Regions from separate parts of the Homo sapiens genome. Here region 1 is linked to region 2. Evidence: read pairs that join two places in POLR2A ChIA-PET (ENCODE). Cell type or tissue: OCI-LY7. All regions are shown on one strand. Region 1 holds the start of CCL3L3 (C-C motif chemokine ligand 3 like 3). Region 2 holds the start of CCL5 (C-C motif chemokine ligand 5).

Region 1 (8,000 bases), 320 kb before region 2:
GTATCTTTATTGGGACCCTCAATTCTTTTTTTTTTTTTTTTTTTTTTTTTTTGAGACGGAGTCTCGCTCTGTCGCCTAGGCTGGAGTGCAGTGGTGCGATCTCAGCTCACTGCAGCATCCTGGGTTCAGGTGATTCTCCTGCCTCAGCCTCCCGAGTAGCTGGGACTACAGGCATGTGCCACCACGCCTAGCTAATTTTTTGTATTTTTAGTAGAGACAGGGTTTCACCATGTTGACCAGGCTGGTCTCAAACTCCTGGCCTCAGGAGATCCGCCTGCCTCAGCCTCCCAAAGTGCTGGGATTACAGGCATGAGCCACCGTGCCTGGCTTCAATTCTCATTTTATTTAAAAATTCTTCCTTGGCTCTGGAGACCTGTCATGCTTCTGACTGTCTCTCCTGATTCTGTGTGTGTGTATGTGTGTGTTTGTTTTATTTTAAGTTCAGATATGCATGTGCAGGTTTGTTACATAGGTAAACTTGTGTCATGGGGGTTTGGTGTACAAATGATTTCATCACCCAGGTATTAAGTCTAGTACCCATTAGTTGTTTTTCCTGATCCTCTCCCCGTTCCCACTCACCATGGCCTTTCTTATCCTACCTTTCCCATTAGTATTTCAACTCCATAGTGAGAGTTCAGGCATAACACATATTGTTAGTCAAATCAGTGATTTATTTATTCATCAAATAGATATTAAGCTTCACTATATGTCAGGCATTGTGGTTATCACTGGAGATACACTGGTAACTAACACAGACAGTGGAATATAAAACTGACCAATTCCACCTGCATGACCCTGGGTACGTCATTTCAACTGGGAACATCAATTTACCACCTAGGAAATGTCTAAGACCCTCCCAACTCAACCCCGTCCTACATCTCCCTTACATTATTCATTCAACGTATATAAATTAAGCAAATGCTATGCGTGCAACTATATTTTACTCCAAGCCAAAACACATGGCAAAGGGCTATTTCCTGGTTTGGGGATTGATAGAGAAAGTCTTACAAATATATAAACACTGAGATAGAATTATATATTCAATAAATCATCTTTATTATAAAGAACACAATAATAAGAGATAGAGACTAGGTCAGGAGGTTCATCATGTTATAATCATCATGTACTAGGATTTGGTTTAAATCAACCAACGAGACATGGTCTGGAGTTGGTTTACAATCTGAGAAGACACTCTAAAAAATCTACCATTATAGGATTGGTATGAGGATCAAATATAATAAGTTGTGGTACAGGACGTGTAGCGTGTGGTACCTAGAGTCAGACTACCTGGATGTGAATCCCTGCTCTGCTAGTCATCAGCTTTACGGCCTTCGGAAAATTGCTTAACCTCTATTTACTTTGGTTTCTTCACCTGTTCAACTAAGAAAGTATACTGGTAACTAAATCATAGGGTTGTTTTGAAGACAGTTCAAACATGTAAATCCATATTATGGAAATCAGCACATGGTGATCACTCGATAAATATTACTTATTGTGAACTAAAATTTGTGTAGTTGCTAATCTATCATTAGTACAAAATCAAAGTTTGTTTCCAAACTCCCACATTGCCTTTATTAAACTATAAATTTCTTGAGAAAAAGAAACTAAAATAAAATCAACAGGACATGGTCTAGGTTTTTGAAGAGCAAATTACATAGGTAACTAATTATAACACACTGTACTGTAATCACAGAGATAGAGGATGTCCCTTATCAGAACACTGACTGATTCAGCAGTTTCCATTTCCTTTTCTCACTCTCCACAACTCACAGAAGCCAGCTCCCAGAAAAGGAATCACGAGTATGGAGGGGGTTCCCCTAAGAAGTGAGTGAGGGAACGCAATTCAGGGTATCAACGAGAGCTGAGAGGCAGAGGGTGGGGTGAGAAGGAGTCATTGCCTGTGATGTAGGTTTCTAATGAGACAAGTGGCAGAGATACCTTTATTTGGAATTGGTAGCAATAGGGGAAGATACGTGGATGCCAAAGCTCTGATGAAACCTACCACGGCCCCTGATCTTGCCTCTGCTTCTCCTCCCTCAAGACTGGCACTAGCCATCACTGGGGTGGAATGGAAACAGAGCTCATGTGTATTAAAAGACCTAACTCTAAAGACACTCAGGAAGGACAGAATTTCAAAGGCGTGGTCCCACTTGGCTTCTGTCCTCCGTTGTTCTCCAGCATCAAGTGTGTCAACTCTAACCCCTTTGGGGGGAATTCAAGGCCTGTCCTGGTTTGGTCCCAATTTACCTTTATCATCCATATTCACCCCCACTGCTCTGCAGCTCCACTGAAGCACCCCCTCTTTCCTCTGAGCCACAATGTCACACCCAGGACTCTGCCTCAGCTGGGCCTCCACTGCCCACCCATCTATAGATGCCTAAATCCCGGGCAGTTATCCAGACACAACTAAAGTTCCATCCCTTCCATGAAGCCTTCCCCAACCCTCTGGTGGAAGGTCACTTCTTCCTCATGGGGTTCTGAGCTTTCATTTCTTTTTCTACTAAGAGTTTTACAATTACCTGTTCATACACTCTACCTGCCCCCATGAGACCAGGGGCATCTCAGAAACAAAGATCATTAAAACCAACTAAATCTATTTCTCATTATAAAATGAGATATGCTGATTGATTGCAAAATAATAAAATAACAAAGTATGGAAAAGAAAAAAAAAAGCATATAATCTGGCTGAGAAGGTAGAGACCCTTCCACACCACTGAAATTATGTGTTGAAAAGAATAAGGAAAAAACTGCTTCAGTTTGGCATTATTTATGTAAGTATAGTATAGGATCCTTAAAATGGTTCAAAGAAATGGGAAATCAAGACTTCATTTTGGCAAAGCCCATTGAACAGAAACTGTAGCATATTTATCAGTAATTTCTTTCAGATTAAACAACTGACAACAACCCACTTTTCAACCAGTGATGTTGGAAATGTTTTAAAACAAAATTAGTTCATAAATTTGTGGGTTGACCAAGAAGGTAATAAAGTCTCACTAAATAAAATGAGGAAAATTCAGAAAAAGAAAAAAATAAGAAAATAAATCACCCATGGATCTAAGCACTATTCATTCTTTAAGGCATGTATTTCCAAGCCTTTTAATTTTTTCCATGCCTAGAGTTGGCATGGCATATATATATCTTTATACAATTCTTCAAATTTTATAGAATTTGTATAATGTTTTATCTTGCTTTTTTTTTAACCACTGATGTTATAAGCATATTTATGCCACTTCATTCACGTTAGAGACTTAATAATAAAGGATCTTGTGGATAATTTATCATTCCCTGATAGAGAAAAATTTAGCTTTGCTTATTTTAGAGTTATAAATGATGCTGGGTCAGGTATCTTTATGTTTGAAGATGGCTCCATATTTGGGTTGTTTCCACAGAACTCTTTCCCAGAAATGCTTTTTCTAGGTTAATGGCTACACATATTTCTAGGCACCTGACATACTGACACCCACCTCTAAAGTATTTTTATGATCCACAACTAGCGTTTAACACAGCGCCCCAGTCACTCCGAGACTAATAAATAGACAAATGACTGAAACGTGACCTCATGCTTTCTATTCCTCCAGCTTTCATTGAGTTCCTTTCCTCTGGGAGGACTGGGGGTTGTCTAGCCCTCCACAGCATCAGCCCATTGACCCTATCCTTGTGGTTATAGCAGCTGAGGAAGCAGAATTACAGCTCTGTGGGAAGGAATGGGGCTGGAGAGTTCATGCATAGACCAATTCTTTTTTTTTTTTTTTTTTGAGATGGAGTTTCACTTTTGTTGCCCAGGCTGGAGTGCAATGGCATGATCTCAGCTCACCACAGCCCCCACCTCCTGGGTTCAAGCGATTCTCCTGCCCTCAGCCTCCCGAGTAGCTGGGATTACAGGCATGTGCCACCACGCCTGACTACTTTTGTATTTTTAGTAGAGATGGAGTTTCTCTTTCTTGGTCAGGTTGGTCTCAAACTCCTGACCTCAGGTGATCTGCAGCCTCGGCCTCCCAAAGTGTTGGGATTACAGGTGTGAGCGACCATGCCTGGCTGCATAGACCAGTTCTTATGAGAAGGGATCAACTAAGAATAGCCTTGGGTTGACACACACCCCTCTTCACACTCACAGGAGAAACCCCATGAAGCTAGAACCAGTCATGAGTTGAGAGCTGAGAGTTAGAGAGTAGCTCAGAGATGCTATTCTTGGATATCCTGAGCCCCTGTGGTCACCAGGGACCCTGAGTTGTGCAACACTCAGCATGACAGCATCACTACACTTAAAAATTTCCCTCCTCACCCCCAGATTCCATTTCCCCATCCGCCAGGGCTGCCTATAAAGAGGAGAGATGGCTTCAGACATCAGAAGGACGCAGGCAGCAAAGAGTAGTCAGTCCCTTCTTGGCTCTGCTGACACTCGAGCCCACATTCCATCACCTGCTCCCAATCATGCAGGTCTCCACTGCTGCCCTTGCCGTCCTCCTCTGCACCATGGCTCTCTGCAACCAGGTCCTCTCTGCACCACGTGAGTCCATGTTGTTGTTGTGGGTATCACCACTCTCTGGCCATGGTTAGACCACATCAGTCTTTTTTTGTGGCCTGAGAGCCCCGAAGAGAAAAGAAGGAAGTTCTTAAAGCGCTGCCAAACACCTTGGTCTTTTTCTTCACAACTTTTATTTTTATCTCTAGAAGGGGTCTTAGCCCTCCTAGTCTCCAGGTATGAGAATCTAGGCAGGGGCAGGGGAGTTACAGTCCCTTGTACAGATAGAAAAACAGGGTTCAAAACGAATCAGTTTGCAAGAGGCAGAATCCAGGGCTGCTTACTTCCCAGTGGGGTCTGTTCTTCACTCTCCAGCTCACCCTAGGTCTCCCAGGAGCCCTGTCCCTTGGATGTCTTATGAGAGATGTCCAGGGCTTCTCTTGGGCTGGGGTATGACTTCTTGAACCGACAAAATTCCATGAAGAGAGCTAAGAGAACAGTCCATTCAGGTATCTGGATCACATAGAGAAACAGAGAACCCACTATGAAGAGTCAAGGGGAAAGAGGAATATAGACAGAAACAAAGAGACATTTCTCTGCAAAACCCCCCAAATGCCTTGCAGTCACTTGGTCTGAGCAAGCCTGCCCTCCTCAACCACTCAGGGATCAGAAGCTGCCTGGCCTTTTCTTCTGAGCTGTGACTCGGGCTTATTCTCTCCTTTCTCCGCAGTTGCTGCTGACACGCCGACCGCCTGCTGCTTCAGCTACACCTCCCGACAGATTCCACAGAATTTCATAGCTGACTACTTTGAGACGAGCAGCCAGTGCTCCAAGCCCAGTGTCATGTAAGTGCCAGTCTTCCTGCTCACCTCTAGGGAGGTAGGGAGTGTCAGGGTGGGGGCAGAAACAGGCCAGAAGGCCATCCTGGAAAGGCCCAGCCTTCAGGAGCCTATCGGGGATACAGGACGCAGGGCACTGAGGTGTGACCTGACTTGGGGCTGGAGTGAGGTGGGTGTTACAGAGTCAGGAAGGGCTGCCCCAGGCCAGAGGAAAGGGACAGGAAGAAGGAGGCAGCAGGACACTCTGAGGGCCCCCTTGCCTGGAGTCACTGAGAGAAGCTCTCTAGACGGAGATAGGCAGGGGGCCCCTGAGAGAGGAGCAGGCCTTGAGCTGCCCAGGACAGAGAGCAGGATGTCAGGGCCATGGTGGGCCCAGGATTCCCCGGCTGGATTCCCCAGTGCTTAACTCTTCCTCCCTTCTCCACAGCTTCCTAACCAAGAGAGGCCGGCAGGTCTGTGCTGACCCCAGTGAGGAGTGGGTCCAGAAATACGTCAGTGACCTGGAGCTGAGTGCCTGAGGGGTCCAGAAGCTTCGAGGCCCAGCGACCTCAGTGGGCCCAGTGGGGAGGAGCAGGAGCCTGAGCCTTGGGAACATGCGTGTGACCTCCACAGCTACCTCTTCTATGGACTGGTTATTGCCAAACAGCCACACTGTGGGACTCTTCTTAACTTAAATTTTAATTTATTTATACTATTTAGTTTTTATAATTTATTTTTGATTTCACAGTGTGTTTGTGATTGTTTGCTCTGAGAGTTCCCCCTGTCCCCTCCACCTTCCCTCACAGTGTGTCTGGTGACAACCGAGTGGCTGTCATCGGCCTGTGTAGGCAGTCATGGCACCAAAGCCACCAGACTGACAAATGTGTATCAGATGCTTTTGTTCAGGGCTGTGATCGGCCTGGGGAAATAATAAAGATGTTCTTTTAAACGGTAAACCAGTATTGAGTTTGGTTTTGTTTTTCTGGCAAATCAAAATCACTGGTTAAGAGGAATCATAGGCAAAGATTAGGAAGAGGTGAAATGGAGGGAAATTGGGAGAGATGGGGAGCGCTGCGACAGAGTTATCCACTTCACAAAATTCTGGAACATTGAAACTACGAATATGTTATAACTCAAATCGTAATATGCACGCTCTAGGAGAATTAACTACTTGAATGGCCACCATTAAGCAGAGTATTCTGTAGGGCATATTCATGATGAATCAAGCTCTTAATAGCAATTATTTACATTGTTGAGGCTTACTCCTCCTACTGAGTGCTTTTTATACATTGTTCATTTAATCTTACCAATGCAATAGTACAGCTTAGGTACTATTAATACCTCCACTTGACAGAAAAGTAACCCAGGGCTCAGAAAGGTTAGACAACTTGGCTGAGGTTACACAGCACGTAAACGGTCAATTGTGTTCCAAAACTGGACTTTTATTGAACTACAGACTATGCTGTTAACCATTGACCAAGTTATTTCCCAAAGTATGACCCGCCTATACTCAAATCTTACCCCATTCTTTAACAGATGATACTTTATCCATTGCAACCACTTCCTGTCAGGATTCTGAGTTGACATAGAGTGTTTCAGCAGTGATTATTTAAGCCAATTACATCAGGATCTTTAGGTGTAGACCTGGGAACTGATATTTTTATCAAGCTCATGAGGTGTTCCATAGCATGTTAATGACTGAGAGCCACTGTCAATAGAATTCACCACTGTTTTCTAAATGTGGTAAGTCTCTGCATATGGCAACAGGTGTATTATACATTATTTCTCTAGAATCTACACTCTACAAAATAAATAGCTAATGTTAGAGAATGAAAAGACAACCAGCTTCTGTGTGGAGCAGGATGCTGTCTATAGGTTTGAAAGGTAAGTTATTTAATAGATGGATTGCTTGCATTATATGTACAAGAAATGCATACTAAGCTAGGGTCCTTTTTGCAGAAGAAAGGGAAATTCAAAATATTTGTGTGAAAACCAAACGTGTTAATTTTTATGAGCTATGCTTATTTCATTTTGTTTAAAATAATCTAATTTCTGTGTCCAAACATGTTTAGAATTGTAGGGCTCAAACTCTTTAAAGCATAATTAAACACTACTACTTAGCAGATATTAAAATGCACATACTATGTGACCTACATCCCATTTGACCTGATCCCATTTCTAGGAATCTGCTTCATAGAAACACTGCCAAAAGATAAGAATATGTAGACATGAGGATATTCTTTCAAGTATGGTTGGTAAAGAGCAAAGAAATGCAAACAGTCATCAGTAGGGGATTAATAAGTAGAGGATTAAGATGTCCATCAATGGAATATTCTGCAGTCAGTAAACAAAAGCAGCACACATCTATAACTGTGGAAAGTGTCCTCAATATTCTAGGTAAAATGCATATCTATTTACATTCAGTATATGCATATATATTCTCTACATATGCTACAAAACTGTCTGTAAAGGATATTATTTTGTTTTTATTTTTAAAAGCCATATACACACATATATTTACATAGGCAAATATTTGGAAAGACACACATCAAATAGCTAACTGTCGTTTCTTTGAGGAAATGAGGCTTTTTTTAAATTTTTTTAGGAATGAGGGTTTTTCCTTTTTATATTCTGCACTTTTAAAACTTTGAGTTATTTTCTGATTAGCTTGCATAGCTTACCTCTCTGGTCTCATCTTACCCTGTTCTTTGATGGGTGAT
Region 2 (8,000 bases):
CAGGCTGGAGTGCAGTGGCGCGATCTCGGCTCACTGCAAGCTCCACCTCCCGGGTTCACGCCATTCTCCTGCCTCAGCCTCCTGAGTAGCTGGGACTACAGGCGCCCGCCACCACGCCCGGCTAATTTTTTGTATTTTTAGTAGAGGCGGGGTTTCACTGTGTTAGCCAGGATGGCCTCGATCTCCTGACCTCATGATCCGCCCGCCTCGGCCTCCCAAAGTGCTGGGATTACAGGCGTGAACCACCGCGCCCGGCCGCTTTTGTCACTCTCAATAAACACTTTTCTCTTAAATAATTCAGATGCCGGCCGGGTACGGCCTGTAATCCCAGCATTTTGGGAAGCCAAGGCGGGCGGATCACGAGGGCAGGAGATAGAGACCATCCTGGCTAACATGGTGAAACTCCATTTCTACTAAAAATACAAAAAAATTAGCCAGGCATTCTGGCCAGCTCCTGTAGTCCCAGCTACTTGGGAGGCTGAGGCAGGAGAATGGCGTGAACCTGGGAGGCACAGCTTGCAATGAGCCGAGATTGTGCCACTGCAGTCCAACCTGGGCGACACAGCAAGACTGTCTCAATAATAATAATAATAATAATAATATTATTATTATTATTCAGATGCCAATTTCAGCCTAGCCCGGACCAAATTGTTGCTAATTCTGAACTACTAAAATAGGAATTGATGAAGACTTACTGTATCCAGTTCTTTGGAATGCAGTAAGGACCCTAGCTCTAATCCAGAAGTTCCACATGGGTTCAGTTTTGAGGATACTCCTAACCACGAACCCTTTAATGTTGGGCAGTACTTAATGGACAGAGCACTGAAGTGGGAGTGAGGGCAACTGGGTTCTGATCCCAACTCTGTCATTCATTTGCTGTGTGTTCTTAGCAAGTCACTCCTGCTCACTGGGCCTTGGTTTCCTCTTGTGCAACTGAAGAACATGGAAAAAATGATCCCTAAAGTCCTTTGAAGCTTTCATATTCTGTAACTTTTGTGCCCAAGAAGGCCTTACAGTGAGATGGGATCCCAGTATTTATTGAGTTTCCTCATTCATAAAATGGGGATAATAATAGTAAATGAGTTGACACGCGCTAGGACAGTGGAATAGTGGCTGGCACAGATAAGCCCTCGGTAAATGGTAGCCAATAATGATAGAGTATGCTGTAAGATATCTTTCTCTCCCTCTGCTTCTCAACAAGTCTCTAATCAATTATTCCACTTTATAAACAAGGAAATAGAACTCAAAGACATTAAGCACTTTTCCCAAAGGTCGCTTAGCAAGTAAATGGGAGAGACCCTATGACCAGGATGAAAGCAAGAAATTCCCACAAGAGGACTCATTCCAACTCATATCTTGTGAAAAGGTTCCCAATGCCCAGCTCAGATCAACTGCCTCAATTTACAGTGTGAGTGTGCTCACCTCCTTTGGGGACTGTATATCCAGAGGACCCTCCTCAATAAAACACTTTATAAATAACATCCTTCCATGGATGAGGGAAAGGAGGTAAGATCTGTAATGAATAAGCAGGAACTTTGAAGACTCAGTGACTCAGTGAGTAATAAAGACTCAGTGACTTCTGATCCTGTCCTAACTGCCACTCCTTGTTGTCCCCAAGAAAGCGGCTTCCTGCTCTCTGAGGAGGACCCCTTCCCTGGAAGGTAAAACTAAGGATGTCAGCAGAGAAATTTTTCCACCATTGGTGCTTGGTCAAAGAGGAAACTGATGAGCTCACTCTAGATGAGAGAGCAGTGAGGGAGAGACAGAGACTCGAATTTCCGGAGGCTATTTCAGTTTTCTTTTCCGTTTTGTGCAATTTCACTTATGATACCGGCCAATGCTTGGTTGCTATTTTGGAAACTCCCCTTAGGGGATGCCCCTCAACTGGCCCTATAAAGGGCCAGCCTGAGCTGCAGAGGATTCCTGCAGAGGATCAAGACAGCACGTGGACCTCGCACAGCCTCTCCCACAGGTACCATGAAGGTCTCCGCGGCAGCCCTCGCTGTCATCCTCATTGCTACTGCCCTCTGCGCTCCTGCATCTGCCTCCCCATGTAAGTCCTGGTCTTGACCACCACAGCCCCTGGAGTCAGACTCTGCCTAGAATGCCTACCCCATCCCAATGACTGTCCCACACCTTGCCCTCTTTTCAACTGTAGCATGAATACTGTCTGAACCCCATTATTTACATTCTTATGAATTGTCTTACCCATATGTCCTGTTGTCCTTGAGAGATCTCTATGCTGCTTCATGGCAGGGATCTCCTGATCAGTTTTTCTGTCTTTAAGGTCTACACCCTCAAGGCCTACAGGTGTTCACTGAGTGTGGACTCATGTTGGGGAGATTAGTAGTCATGAGTAGCTCACACTGACTTTGAAACACGTCTGACTCATGCCTGTCAGCAGCAGGGTTTCTAAGAAATTTAACTAAACTAAAACTTCCTGAGACCCTGAGACAGCCATATTCTCTCTCATTTCATAAATGTAAAAAAAATTGGCTTATGAGAGGGTATGTGGCTTTATTAGAGTGAATACATTTAAAAAACAAATAAAAACAAGGAGAGGATAATAAAAGCTAATTAAATGGTTACTATGGATCAGGCATTGTGCTGATTTTGGCACATCTTTTTTTTTTTTTTTTTTTTTTTTGAGATGGAGTCTTCGCTCTGTCGCCCAGGCTGGAGTGCAGCGGCACGATCTCGGCTTACTGCAAGCTCCGTCTCCCGGGTTCATGCCATTCTCCTGCCTCAGCCTCCGGAGTAGCGGGGACTACAGGCACCCGCCACCACACCCTGCTAATGTTTTGTATTTTTTAGTAGAGACGGGGTTTCACCATGTTAGCCAGGATGGTCTCGATCTCTTGACCTCGTGATCCGCCCGCCTCGGCCTCCCAAAGTGCTGGGATTACAGGCGTGAGCCACCGTGCCCAGCCGATTTTTGTACATCTTATTTAATACCCACAACCCTTCTTTGAGTAGCTGTCCTTGATGTACAGATGGGAAAACAGAGAGGTTAAGTAACTTGTCCATGGAGGCACACAGCTAGGAAATGGGGAGACTGGTATTCAAACCTGGTTCCATCTTGCTGGGAAAATAAAAACTACTCCTCTGCTGGGAAGTGGCAACTGATGCTTCCCAACGTCATCTTGAATTAACTGACCAACAAGAAGTTCTCTGTTGAGAGCCCTTCTCACTGAAGCTCAACCAGAGCTCCCAAGATACAATATGCATCTCCAGGCCCTTCTTAGGATCCTGGCTGAGTCATGGAGCCTGAGCTTTGGAAGCCTCCCCACAACCTGCCCTAGGTCTCAAAGAAACCAAGTTCCAAATCCATTGAGGATGCTGGAAGGGCAAGAATGAAGCCAGAGGACCCAGGACAAGCCAGGAGGAGGCCCTGAAAGCCCAGGGCAGAAGGTTATGGTGTAGAGGGATGGATACAAGCTTGGCTCAAGGATTAGATGAGGCATTGGAATCCCCACTCTGCCACTGTTTATCCATGGCCAAGTGACTTTACCTCTCTGAGCCTCAGTTTCTGTCAAGGAAGATAACAGTTCTTTCTAAATAAATCATATAAAGTGTCCAGCACAATGTCAAGTGTGCAGTAGCAATGAATAAAAGGGTCTCCCTCCTTCCTTTCCTCTTCCAGATTCCTCGGACACCACACCCTGCTGCTTTGCCTACATTGCCCGCCCACTGCCCCGTGCCCACATCAAGGAGTATTTCTACACCAGTGGCAAGTGCTCCAACCCAGCAGTCGTGTGAGTCTCAGCCCCATGGAGCCCTCCCAGAGCCTGTTCCCTGAGGAGTCCTCTGAGAGGATGCCCTACCCACTTCCACCTATCCTCCAGCTGCAAGCAGCCACAGCTCCTCCATCTCTAGCCTCAGAGTCCCCTGCTATCATGTAAAAAGACTAGACAAGCTGTCCTTAGAGAATCGTGCCCACTCCAATGGACTATGTTCCCAGGACTCCAATCTTTTTTTTTTTTTTTTTTTTTTTTTTTTTGAGACAGAGTCTCACTCTGTCGCCCAGGCTGGAGTGCACCGGCACGATCTCGGCTCACTGCAAGCTCCACCTCCTGGGTTCATGCCATTCTCCTGCCTCAGCCTCCCGAGTAGCTGGGACTACAGGTGCCCACACCATGCCTGGCTAATTTTTTGTATTTTTAGTAGAGACGGGGTTTCACCGTGTTAGCCAGGATGGTCTCGATCTCCTGCCCTCGTGATCTACCCGCCTCAGCCTCCCAAAGTGCTGGGATTATAGGCATGAGCCACTGTGCCTGGCCTAGGACTCCAATCTTTACTAGTGTGGCCTTTACTTGAAACATGGTCTGGAATGCTCCTATGTGGGGAAGATCAAGTCAGTCATCCCCTTCAGTGAAGAACCCCATATTTCACACAGTCCCCCATATTTCACACCCAATCAAATCCACCTAAACCTCAGAGGAACTAGGGAGAAGAGGTCAGAGGTCAGGGATCTATAACTGTAGTCAAATAAAAAAACAAAAAGCCATCCATCAGAGAAGAAATAAGGAAATGAGATTCACCTTTAAATATGCAAGCTAGTATATTTGGAAAAATATAATAAACCCTACTATATAGGAAATGCCTACTATGTGTCAAATGTCTTATGTGCCTGATCTTTAAATTACACTTAGCTCTGACAAGTATGCATAATTCTCTCCATGTTTCAGGTATTGAAACTAAGATTCAGAGAGGTTTATTGATTTAGCCAAGGCTGCACAGTAAATGAGGGATGAAGTCCATCTCTAGAGCCTCCTCTTTCTACTATAGCAAAGTCATTAGTGACAATTGCTTAAGAAATTTATGGTAGAGACTTAAAAAATGAAAATGGTGCAATTCTGAAGTTTCTTATATAAGAGTGAAGTTTTTGTTTTTGTTTTTGTTTTGAGACAGAGTCTCACTCACTCTGTTGCCCAGGCTGGAGTACAATGGTGCAATCTCAGCTCACTGCATCCTTTGCCTCCCGGGTTCAAGCAATTCTCTTGCCTCAGCCTCCTAAAGTGCTGGGATTACAGGTGTGAGCTACTGTACCCAGCCAGGGTGAAGTTTTTTAATCCAAAAATTTATGACACTGGCAAAGTTAGAGGTACTCAAAGACAGACTTTGGATCTGATGAATCCTTTTAAGTATAATGGTAATATTTAACAATTACTAATTTTATTTCTGAAAACAAATATTTTTCAAAAGAAGAAAATCCTTCCCTGAGCACATACTATTGGCAGACACAGATTACTAAAGCCACTGTCCCAGCCCAACCTTATGGGACTCATAGTCTAATAAGAGGGGCAAGACAGACACAGCAATGACTAGAGTACACAGCAAAAAAAAACATGACAAGGGAAAGAGAGAGGAAACACATTCAGCTTCAGGGATTTACAGGTTTGCTGCAAATGGTGCTGTCTGAGGAGAGATTTGGCCTGGCAGAGAAAAGCCTAGGGAATGGGATATATCAGGAAAAGGGACTGTCCCCCAGGATTCTACTTTGGTTTATGTACAGTCTCCATGTAGGAAAGCACGGAGTGTCAGGAAAATGCAGCAAAAGTGCTAAATGCAGCTGTCAAGTGTAAAATGAGCTAGAACAGGGAAAGCTGAGAAAACAGGAGTCCAGTTTAGCGGCTACTGTTGTTATCCACGTGAGTAGTATTGGAGGCTGAACAGTGCCTGAAGGAAAGGAGAGACAGGAGGTTTCAAAGACAGACACTTTTGAAACCTTCAAAGGTGGAATTTGCAAGCCCTAGCAGGTGATTTGAGCTCAAGAGCAAGGGAGAAAAATGGGGGTTAAGGATGACACTGAGGTTTCCACCTCTGGCTGGAGAAGTGTAGAACCATCTTAAGCCTTGTGAAAGAGCTGTTTAAAGAGGAAAGAGCTAAGGTGCCAGCAAGATAACCCTGTGGATATGTCCAGTGGTGATGGTGAAATGAAGGGTTGGTAGCTGAGGAAAGGGTGTTAGGGCTGAAAATATGACATTCTTTTGTGGGAAAAAGGGGTATCCCAATTTTAAAAAGGCAATGCAGCCTGCCTTGGTGAGTACTGGCTCTAGAGCTAGTTTGCTTTGTTAGGACTCCAGCTATGACACTTGGTGAGTGTAGGCCCTTCAATTAACCTCTCGTAACCCCAATTACCTCCTCTACAAAATAGGGTAATAGAAGTACTTCCCCCACTGGGTCACAGTAAGATGAAAATACTTAGAATATGCTCTGGTACACAGTAGGTGCATAAATGTTAGCTTATTATTATCATTATCATCTAAATGCATTATTGCGTACACAAAAATAACAGGTGAAACTTAAGGAATGAATGAGTGAATTGCATTCATTCACTTAATCATTCAATAAACATCCATTAAGCATCAACTATGTGCCAGGCCCAGGGCCAGAGACTTAGGAAAAAACGCAAAGAAGAGAAAAGGGCAGCAGCTTTGAGAACATCCGCTCTTAAGGGGTAGGCAGAAGGAGGAAGTCAGGCAAGCAGAGGGTGCCAAAAATGGAGGTAAGGAGGGAAGACTTGGCAAGGAGGGGCTGTTCTTTGGTATCACAGTCTGCGGGGAGGTTGGGGGCAGGAAATGGAGGCCTGAGCTACCCTCATCTCAGGTATTGTTTTCCTGGCCTTTTGACTTCCTAGCCACAGGTCAAGGATGCCAAAGAGAGAGGGACAGCAAGTCTGGCAGGATTTCCTGTATGACTCCCGGCTGAACAAGGGCAAGGTCTGTGTCTGAAACTCTCACACCACCCTAAATAAGAACACAAACTCTAGAAAGTATGAGAGGCCAGAATATTGCTTCCGTTCCCTTTTCATCTCTGCACACCGGGGTGGGAGAAAAAGAGATGGTCAAGTGGCTCTGAGTGAGGCTGGGAAAGGGAAACACAAAGAGAAACCAAGAAATCCTCATTCTCACCAGACAATCTAAGGCTTCACTTTGTCTGAAAATATTTAGGCTCAAGAATGTGCAGGATACATCCAAAAATGGTTACGATGGTAAATTTTATGTTATGAATATTTTACCACAATTAAAAAAAAATTTAATGCTGTTAGGCACAGAATCAGGAGAACCACAAGAGCTTAATGACTTTGACAGACACACCAATACATGCATAGAGAAAGAATGAAAATATTAAACCAAAGAATGAATGAGTGATGAAATATTTAAATAAGGTGGGTACATAGCACATCAGAACATATTTGGGAATAATACTTCCATCTAGGGAATACATTTCTTTTTTTTTTTAATGTGATAGTAATCACAAAAGCAAAGGCGGAATTTCTGTGTTGTTTGAGACATATAATTCCTTTGTTATGCTATGTAATCATGTGGCATACTGCATGGGTCAATAAGATTTAAAAAATAAACTTCTATCTGGGTGCGGTGGCTCACGTCTGTGATCCCTGTACTTTGGGAGGCTGAGGCGGGTGGTCATCTGAGGTCAGGAGTTCAAGAACAGCCTGGCCAACATGATGAAACCCTGTATCTACTAAAAATACAAAAACATTAGCTGGGCGTGGTGGCGCACACCTGTAATCCCAGCTACTCAGGAGGCTGAGGCAGGAGAATCGCTTGAACCCGGGAGGCGAAGGTTGCAGTGAGCCAAGATTGTGCCACTGCACTCCAGCCTGGGCAATAAGAGCAAAACACCATCTCAAAAATAAAAAATAAAATAAACTTCTGGCCAGGCATGGTGGCTTACCCCTGTAATACCAGCATTTTAGGGAGATTGAGGCAGGAGGATGGCTTGAGCCCAGGAATTTGAGACCAACCTGGGCAACGTGGTAAGAGCTTGTCTCTACAAAAATAAATTTTTAAAAATTAGCCAAGTGTGGTGGTATACACCTGTGGTCCCAGCTACTCAGGAGGCTAAGGTGGGAGGATCACTTGAGCCCAGGAGGTTGAGGCTGCAGTGAGTTGTGTTCATGTCACTACACTTCAGCCTGGGTGACAGTGAGACCCTGTCTCAAAAATAAAAATAAATAAATAAACTTCTGGATG

Evidence for each region. Peaks named below come from ENCODE experiments on the same cell type or tissue, not always from the same donor. Only the 100,000 strongest peaks of a DNase experiment are listed, where the experiment ranks them.
Region 1: POLR2A ChIA-PET joins it to region 2 with 13 read pairs; 3 of 35 experiments call an interaction of 5 or more read pairs at or near these places.

The regions. Positions count from the first base shown.
Region 1 is chr17:36,193,105-36,201,104 of GRCh38, reverse strand. CCL3L3 (C-C motif chemokine ligand 3 like 3) reads left to right here and starts at 4,347. Exons shown (of 3, transcript NM_001001437.4): 1 at 4,347-4,507; 2 at 5,193-5,307; 3 at 5,729-6,236. The coding sequence starts at 4,432. The coding sequence ends at 5,819. LOC128966706 (a long non-coding RNA gene) reads right to left here. Exons shown (of 2, transcript XR_008485584.1): 1 at 7,962-8,000; 2 at 4,638-4,975. In OCI-LY7, no CTCF peak of the experiment used is centred here; a DNase peak (open chromatin) is centred at 4,164; H3K4me3 peaks cover 1,381 bases; H3K27ac peaks cover 1,052 bases.
Region 2 is chr17:35,874,283-35,882,282 of GRCh38, reverse strand. It overlaps CCL5 (C-C motif chemokine ligand 5), which reads left to right and starts at 1,923. Exons shown (of 3, transcript NM_002985.3): 1 at 1,923-2,053; 2 at 3,644-3,755. The coding sequence starts at 1,978. The region is part of intron 1 of LOC105371745 (a long non-coding RNA gene); the gene reads right to left. In OCI-LY7, no CTCF peak of the experiment used is centred here; no DNase peak of the experiment used is centred here.